Linked DNA regions of Homo sapiens: region 2 is linked to region 1. A link is a contact called in ENCODE Hi-C or POLR2A ChIA-PET data. All regions are on one chromosome and are shown on one strand. The core of a region is the stretch at or near the end of the contact, and the rest is flanking DNA. Distances in the headings are between cores, read along the strand shown.

The links. Hi-C counts contacts between places; a loop is a spot of excess contacts on that map. ChIA-PET counts read pairs that join two places held with the same protein, here RNA polymerase II (POLR2A). Pooled maps may share reads with other maps.
Region 2: a loop to region 1 is called in a map with no recorded cell type, with 7 times the contacts of the local background. The contact joins two enhancer-like sites. A Hi-C loop is called at or near these places in 2 of 37 single-sample maps with no recorded cell type and 2 of 50 pooled maps. POLR2A ChIA-PET finds 5 or more read pairs at or near these places in 1 of 52 experiments (activated T-cell).

What each region holds. Positions count from the first base shown.
Region 1 is chr12:93,623,537-93,626,984 of GRCh38, reverse strand. It overlaps a transcript of SOCS2 not described here. Among named protein-coding and RNA genes, the nearest start is that of CRADD, 52 kb to the left of the region's middle. RefSeq lists an enhancer at 1,232-2,431. Within about 2 kb of position 1,849, at least 7 of the 41 ENCODE cell types and tissues checked have a DNase peak (open chromatin) inside an H3K27ac peak, as active enhancers do.
Region 2 is chr12:93,847,367-93,851,107 of GRCh38, reverse strand. CRADD (CARD and death domain containing adaptor protein) reads right to left here. Exons shown (of 3, transcript NM_003805.5): 3 at 352-1,138. The coding sequence ends at 837. Among named protein-coding and RNA genes, the nearest start is that of CRADD-AS1, 110 kb to the right of the region's middle. RefSeq lists an enhancer at 2,049-2,148 and a silencer at 3,065-3,114. Within about 2 kb of position 2,252, at least 11 of the 41 ENCODE cell types and tissues checked have a DNase peak (open chromatin) inside an H3K27ac peak, as active enhancers do.

The DNA.
Region 1 (3,448 bases), core at 600-3,099:
ATATTCAAACTATATCAACAAGCATGGCACCAACATCTGCTCAGCTTCTAGTGAGGGCCTCAGGAAGCTTACAGTCATGATGGAAGGTCAAGTGGGAGCAAGGTGAGGGTGTTGTGCCACACTTTTTTAAACAACCAGACCCTGTGTGAACTCAGAATAAGAACTTACTTATCACCAAGAAGATGTGCTAACCGCTTAATGAAGGATACGCCCTCATGATCCAATTGCCTCCCATCAGGCCCCACCTCCAACATTGGGAATCACATTTCAACATGAGATTTGGAGGGGATAAACATCCAAACCATATCACTCCTCTCATAAACCTCAAAAAGTAAGGCAGATGACATGAAGGTTTAGAGAGTGCTGTAACACAGTTGCATACAAGGTACAGTGGTGGATGAAAAGTTCTGGTGCTATTTGGAAAGGTAAGAAGGCTGTAGGGGGGTTAAAACAAAAAAAGCTTGAGTTGAGTCTTGAAGGATACGTAGGGGTTCTCCAGGTGGATGAGGTGGAGAAGGGCATTCTGGGAAGAGAACAGTATGTTCAGAGGCTCTGATGTAAAGTATCCTGACCTGCTTGGTAATTGTGTGATTCGTTAGGTATGTCTGGATTTTAAAGCCTGTTGGGAGGTTGCAGTGGGGGTAGAGGGAGGCCAGCAAGATAAGGCTAGTAGGGTGAGCTGTGCTAAGGGGGGAGGACTGAGCACATTCAGCAAAGGTAGCGTTCTATTGCATTTATGGCTGCATTCAGCAGAGACCAGACATTACCTTAAGAAGCCTTCAAGGAGTACATTGTTAAGAGAGAACGGCATCTGTGGGATAAATAGAAAGAGGCTCATTTTACTTTAACTACACCCCAGAAAGATCTAAGCAATGATCTCAGGCTGGAAAGAACCAAACCTTTGGCAGAACCGTCTAAAACCCAGGCGCTGAGGATTTGCCGTGGTGTCCACCTTGGGTCCCAATTGCTTCTGTTGTTGCTTTTATCAGGCCTTTTTCTCATGGTTACTGAGCACCCAGTATTTGCAGGCCTGCTTTAAAATAACAAGATAGAGTATCACCACTACCTCAGTTAGTCTCATTATTGAGGGATTTCAGATACAGGGTTCTGACGCAGAGCAACTGAAGGTAGCAAAGCAAACAACACAATGTGCTAAGAGAGCAGTTTCCCTTTTACAAAATAGTAATGATATGGAATTATTTTCACCAAGTAATTCTCTTTTTTTTTTTTTTTTTTTTTGAGATGGTCTCACCCTGTTGCCCAGGCTGGAGTGCAGTGGCGTGATCTCAGCTCATTGCAACCTCCGCCTCCCAGGTTCAAGCAATTCTCCTGCCTCAGCCTCCCGAGTAGCTAAGATTACAGGCACGTGCCACCACACCCAGCTAATTTTTGTGTTTTTAGTAGAGACTGGGTTTCACCATGTTGGCCAGGCTGGTCTCAAACTCCTGACCTCTGGTGATCCACTCGCCTGGGCCTCCCAAAGTGCTGAGATTACAAATGTGAGCCACCGCGCCCGGCCCTCAATAAATTCGTAAGCTTTGAAGGGCTGAATCCTGAGTTTGACAATTTTGGCTAAACCTGGGACTTGGTTAAAGACTAAGTAACTGTACCTTTATTTCAATTGCATGAACTAGAAAACTACAAAACAAGTGAAGACATGCACTGAGAAAGTGGAGTATACTATGACGGTAAATAGAAACTTTTTTTAGCATTTTAATGACAGAGAGAGATTGTGTGTGTATGACACATCAACAACAAATAAATAAAAGAACTGGTGAGGATAGATGAGTCACTGAGAATGTTTAAAACTATTTGGCTCCCCCAGGAGATGACCAGATAGTCAGTGAATGATTCAGCATGGGAAATAACCAGTAAGAGCAAATGCGAATGCTAAAGGGATATGAAAGAAATCTCAGAGATGGGGAAAACACTGGGGTCTTCACTTGCCACTGAGAGTTTTAAAAAGATTATCTCAGGGGATTAGTAAAAGGCAGGGCTTCAACCTGCTTGTTCTAAAGGTAGCTCATAAGGTATAGTCGAGAAAGAACAGGAAGAAGCATTAGTCACTATATTTAGCTATTAACCCAAGAAGATTGTTTCCACAAAGAAACCTCTTGTTAGGTCTTGTTTTAGGGTTCTATCTTTAGTATGAAATCAGAAACAACTTTGCCCACACAGTGGCATACTGTGTACTTCTACTTATTTTACCCTGCCCCCAACTTAATGGGAGCAACTTAATGGGTTCCAGCAATTTCTGATGCCTGCAGCATTCATGTATCACACTCTGTTCTGCTCTTATAAAACAGTGCCTTCCAGAGTGACTTGGGTGATGAGTATTGTCTTAGTCTGTTTGTGCTGCTATAACAAAACACCTAAGAACTGGTAATTAACACATAATAGATTTTTTTTTTTTTTTAGATGGAGTCTCTCTCTGTTGCCAGGCTGAGTGCAGTGGTGCAATCTCGGCTCACTACAACCTCCGCCTCCCGGATTCAAGTGATTCTCCTGCCTCAGCCTCCCTAGTAGCTGGGACTACAGGTGCCTGCCACCACACCTGGCTAATTTTTTGTATTTTAAGTAGAGACAAGGTTTCACCATGTTGGTCAGGATGATCTCAATCTCTTGACCTCGTGATCCACCCGCCTTGGCCTCCCAGAGTGCTGGGATTACAGGCGTGAGCCACTGCGCTTGGCCAGAAATGTATTTTTCATAGTTCTGGAAGCTGGGAAGTCCAAAGTCAAAGCGCTGGCAGGTTTCGTGTCTGGTGAGGGCCTAGTCTTTGCTTTCAAGATGGCACCTTGACCTCTGTGTCCTCATGTGGTGGAAGGGATGGAAGGATAACAAGGGACAAACACTAGTTTCCTCCAGACCTTTTACAAGGCGGCTAATCCCATTCATGAGGCTTTCACTCTCATGACTTAATTACCTCCTAAAGACCCCACCTATTAATATTCGTGATTAAGACCAGGCGCAGTGGCTCAGGCTGGGTGGGGTGGCTCACACCTGTAATCCCAGCACTTTGGGAGGCTGACGTGGGTGATCACCTGAGGTCAGGAGTTCAAGACCAGCCGGGCCAACAAGACAAAACCCTGTCTTTACTAAAAATACAAAAATTAGCTGGACATGGTGGTGTGTGCCTGTAATCCCAGCTATTTGGGAGGCTGAGGCAGGAGAATCGCTTGAGCTCGGGAGGCGGAGGTTGCAGTGAGCTGAGATCGCGATTGCACTCCTGCGTGGGCAGCAGAGCGAGACCCTGTCTCAAAAAAAAAAAAATTCATGATTAAATGTCAACTTGTGAATTTTAGAGGATGCATTTAGACCACAGCTAGTACCTAGAGGGTAGTGCCCATGTCTCTATACAGCATTTTAAATGGCATCTTACATGTTCACCCAGAGACACCATAAATATTGGTTGGTGCTTGTGTAAGTCCGTTTTCACACTGCTATA
Region 2 (3,741 bases), core at 1,003-3,502, 220 kb before region 1:
GGAGCACAACACTTCAGTCATTCTGGCTTCAATGGAAAGACCACACCCCCTCTCGTCCCCTGACTTAATGCTTTCAATAAACAGCACAGGATTTTCTCGAGCGATCTTTTAAAGATGAAGGGCTCGGGTATGCATGCTGGTCCTTGAACTGGTCTTTGCAGGGAGCTTTAGTGTCTTACAATATTTAATACAGACATCCTGCCTGAGCTATTTATCCTGACTTGGGAAAGTAACCATTTCACTGTTACTATTAATTCTGTTCCAAAAAGAAAAAAAAGACTATTGTAATTTTACACCCTTAATCTATGCAACACAGGAATGAGAAAGAAAAAAAAAAACCCAACACGGTACTTTCTCATGAGTGAGGCACATTATATATAGTAATTCGCATTTTATTATTTTATCATTATGAATAGTAAAGTCCACAGTTCAGTCCTCAGACAACATTCAGGTAAATGTTTTACATATGAGACACCTGCCTGTAATGTGATGACATGAGATATATATATGGATATATATATATATGGATATATATTTTGAACCACTGTGATTTACTAGTCTATTAAAATGCCATTACACATTTAAAAACTGAACAATTACAACAATGCAATCTTCAAGCAATTAAAAACAAAGAATTGTTGAGCCAACATGGGAGATCTGCTGAGTAATCTGGCCTTTCAAGTAATGTCTAGTGGAAACCCTGTTTTCTCCTTCCATCTGAAGATCATCAAAAATAAAAAACAAACCTACACAAAAAACCACCTGCTCTGAGTGAAAGTCAGGATTCAGCCCACATGACTCAGGGACACACTCCCCAGCGGTTGCTGGAGGCACCATCACTCCAACATGTGCAGGAGCAGCGAGGGGTCCACCTCCACAGCCCGCAGCCCGTTGTGCAGGCTCTGGAAGGTGGCCTGCTTCCCGAAGCGCTGCCGCCAACGGATGAAGGCCTCCACCACCTGCGACTGCACGTTGTGGGGGTGGTTGGCCTTACAGCGGTAGATATCCGTCTGGGACAGTCCCAGAGACAGCACCATGGGCTCCCACTCAGGGCCCAGCCTCTGGGCCAGCTGGTTAATCTGCCGGTCTGATGGGGAGCTGTTGAGGATGTGCGAGGGGATCCCAGTCAATCTGTCACCTGAGGAGGAAAAAGACACCCCGGTGAAATGAGCAAGGCAACAAACACATCATTTGGGGGCAGAAATGAGAATCGTGGGGAGAAGAAGGCAATGCTTCCAAATGGCAGAGCCAATTGGCTCTTGTCTTCTTCCTGGGGGCTGCTCTGTACAACGCCATGATTCAGGGCTTCAATGCTGTTAAGTATCTGTGAAAATGTTTTTACAGAAACTTTTTTTTTTTTTTTTTTTGAGACGGTGTTTCACTCTGTCACCCAGGCTGGAGAGCAATGGCATGATGTTGGCTCACTACAAACTCCACCTCCTGGGTTGAAGTGATTCTCCTGTTTCAGCCTCCCAAGTAGCTGGGATTACAGGCAACTGCCACCATGCCCAGCTAATTTTTGTATTTTTAGCAGAGACAGGGTTTCACCATGTTGGCCAGGCTGGTCTTGAACTCCTGACCTCAGGTGATCCACCTGCCTTGGCCTCCCAAAGTGCTAGGATTACAGGCGTGAGCCACAGCACCCTGCCTGTTACAGAAACTTTGAAAGCAACAAAATAAAAATAACTAGAAATCCCACCAGAAAAACTCATTGATAATAACTAGTCTATTTTCTTTGATATATAAAACACACATGAAGGGTTACCTCGTACATGCTGCTTTGTAACAGGCTTTTTTCACTTCTATCCCTTTTACTCAAGGCCAGGCAAGGCATTCTGGGGGAATTCAAGAATGGCTGCACAGACCCCAGCTCCCTCTGGCACTGTCTGTGGCCTTAGTGATGGGGCCTGTTCCAAGGCTGGGAATGCCCCTCCCTGCAGGAAAGGCACGTGCTAGAGGACAAAGGCTAAACCAAACAGCTACCCTCGCCGATGAGGTTGAACTTGAAATATTACCGAGAAAACGTGTAGCTGCTAACAGAAGCCAGAGCCAAGAGGGCTGCTGAGAACAAAATAAACCTAAGAGGCCATAGGGTAGCAGGAAGGGAAGAGAGCGGGGTTTGTTCATAGCAGAGGCCACAAGAGTGGAGTTACCGTTCTGGCAGAGCCCAGAAGAGGAACAGGAAGTATGAGACGGGGCAACGAGGAAATCTGACCTTACACTTCCTGAACTAGATTCTTATTTGCCTGAGGCCAGTCTGCTAAGAAGCATGACATTGAGTGAATGGTTATAAATGTGCCCAGCAAAACCAGTGAGCAGTGCCTTTGGTTATACAGAGGAGCTCCTAACTTCATTAGGGAAGGCCTTCCAGGGGAAGGAGGCTAAAGCTAAGCCCTGAACACTAGGAGGAGGAGCTGGGTGATGAAGGAGGAACAGGGCGTGGCGCATCTCGAGAAGAGAGAATTGCATGTGCAAAGGCCCAGAGGCAGGAGAATCGCAATGGAGGAAGTGAAAGGCACTCACAGCAGCCAAGTGCAGAGATTGAGACGGACTCCAAACATCCAAAGTCATTTGCTAGGTTCAGACATTTGTTTGACAGCACAGTACACTATACTCCCATCCATCAGCATCACAGGGATTCAGGTCAGTCTACTTCATGCTCATCAGTCCACTATTGTGTTTTGATTTATGATTCAATAAGAAGGCAAAGGCACCTTATTACAAGAGCTGATGTTTTCCACAGCCCATGTCTTTGGCCTCTGGGCAGCGGCCAGCACCTTAGAGATGAGTTGCAAAAATATTGTCAAGGGCTCTTTCTGGTGTTTGTCAACACTACAATTTAAAAAACAATGACTATGACGCAATTAGAATACTGATGACACTACTGATCAATAGTTGAGATTAACAGCAATGATTTTACGGCTTGTATAAAAACATAGGCTCATTAAAAAAAAAATAAAGCAACAGAAAACAGCGCAAAGAAGAAAAGAAATCATCCAATATCCCGCTATTGTGTTTACAGTTGGTGACCATCATTCTGGATATCTCTGTATGCACATACACTGGTAGAAGGCTAGATAGAGGGTAATGGGTTCATTTAAAATGATAACATATGACCTTTTCTTTCCAGTAAGAGCTATGTAATTTTGTTTGGATGTAACAGAAGAAAAAGCAGAAGTGAAACAAAATGACATTCTGACCAGCGGTTACAAGTTAACATACTTGAAAACATACACACACACAATTTAATGCACAGAAAAAAGTTACGAAAACTCAAGGGTTAACTGCATGTTTTTATAGAAATACTCTATAATTACTTTACATTTCCTCTCCACTTCCTCACACTTGATTTTTTTTCACTTACATAATTTTTATTTTGCCAGATGCCTAATAGTTATACATTTCTTTAACAATCATCCATGCCCCCTTGCCCCATTGTTTAGTCCTAAGGTGGCATTGTAATGGTTGAATGCTCACCAGTGTTTTGTTGTTGTTGCTGTTGTTACTGTTCTTCATCTGTGGCTTTTCTACTCCTGGGTCTGTTCTTCTGATTTGAGTCATTTGGGTCAATTTCATCACAGGGAGGTTTTTTTTTTTTTTTTTTTTTTTCAAGCAATGCTCATGACTGCCATAGTCTCTTGACTTCTTTCAGGTCAAGGCATCCTGCTTATTGCCTTCACTGGAATAATAACTTAATATTTAGAGAACAATTTTATATTATTTTTATCTTTTTATATTCTT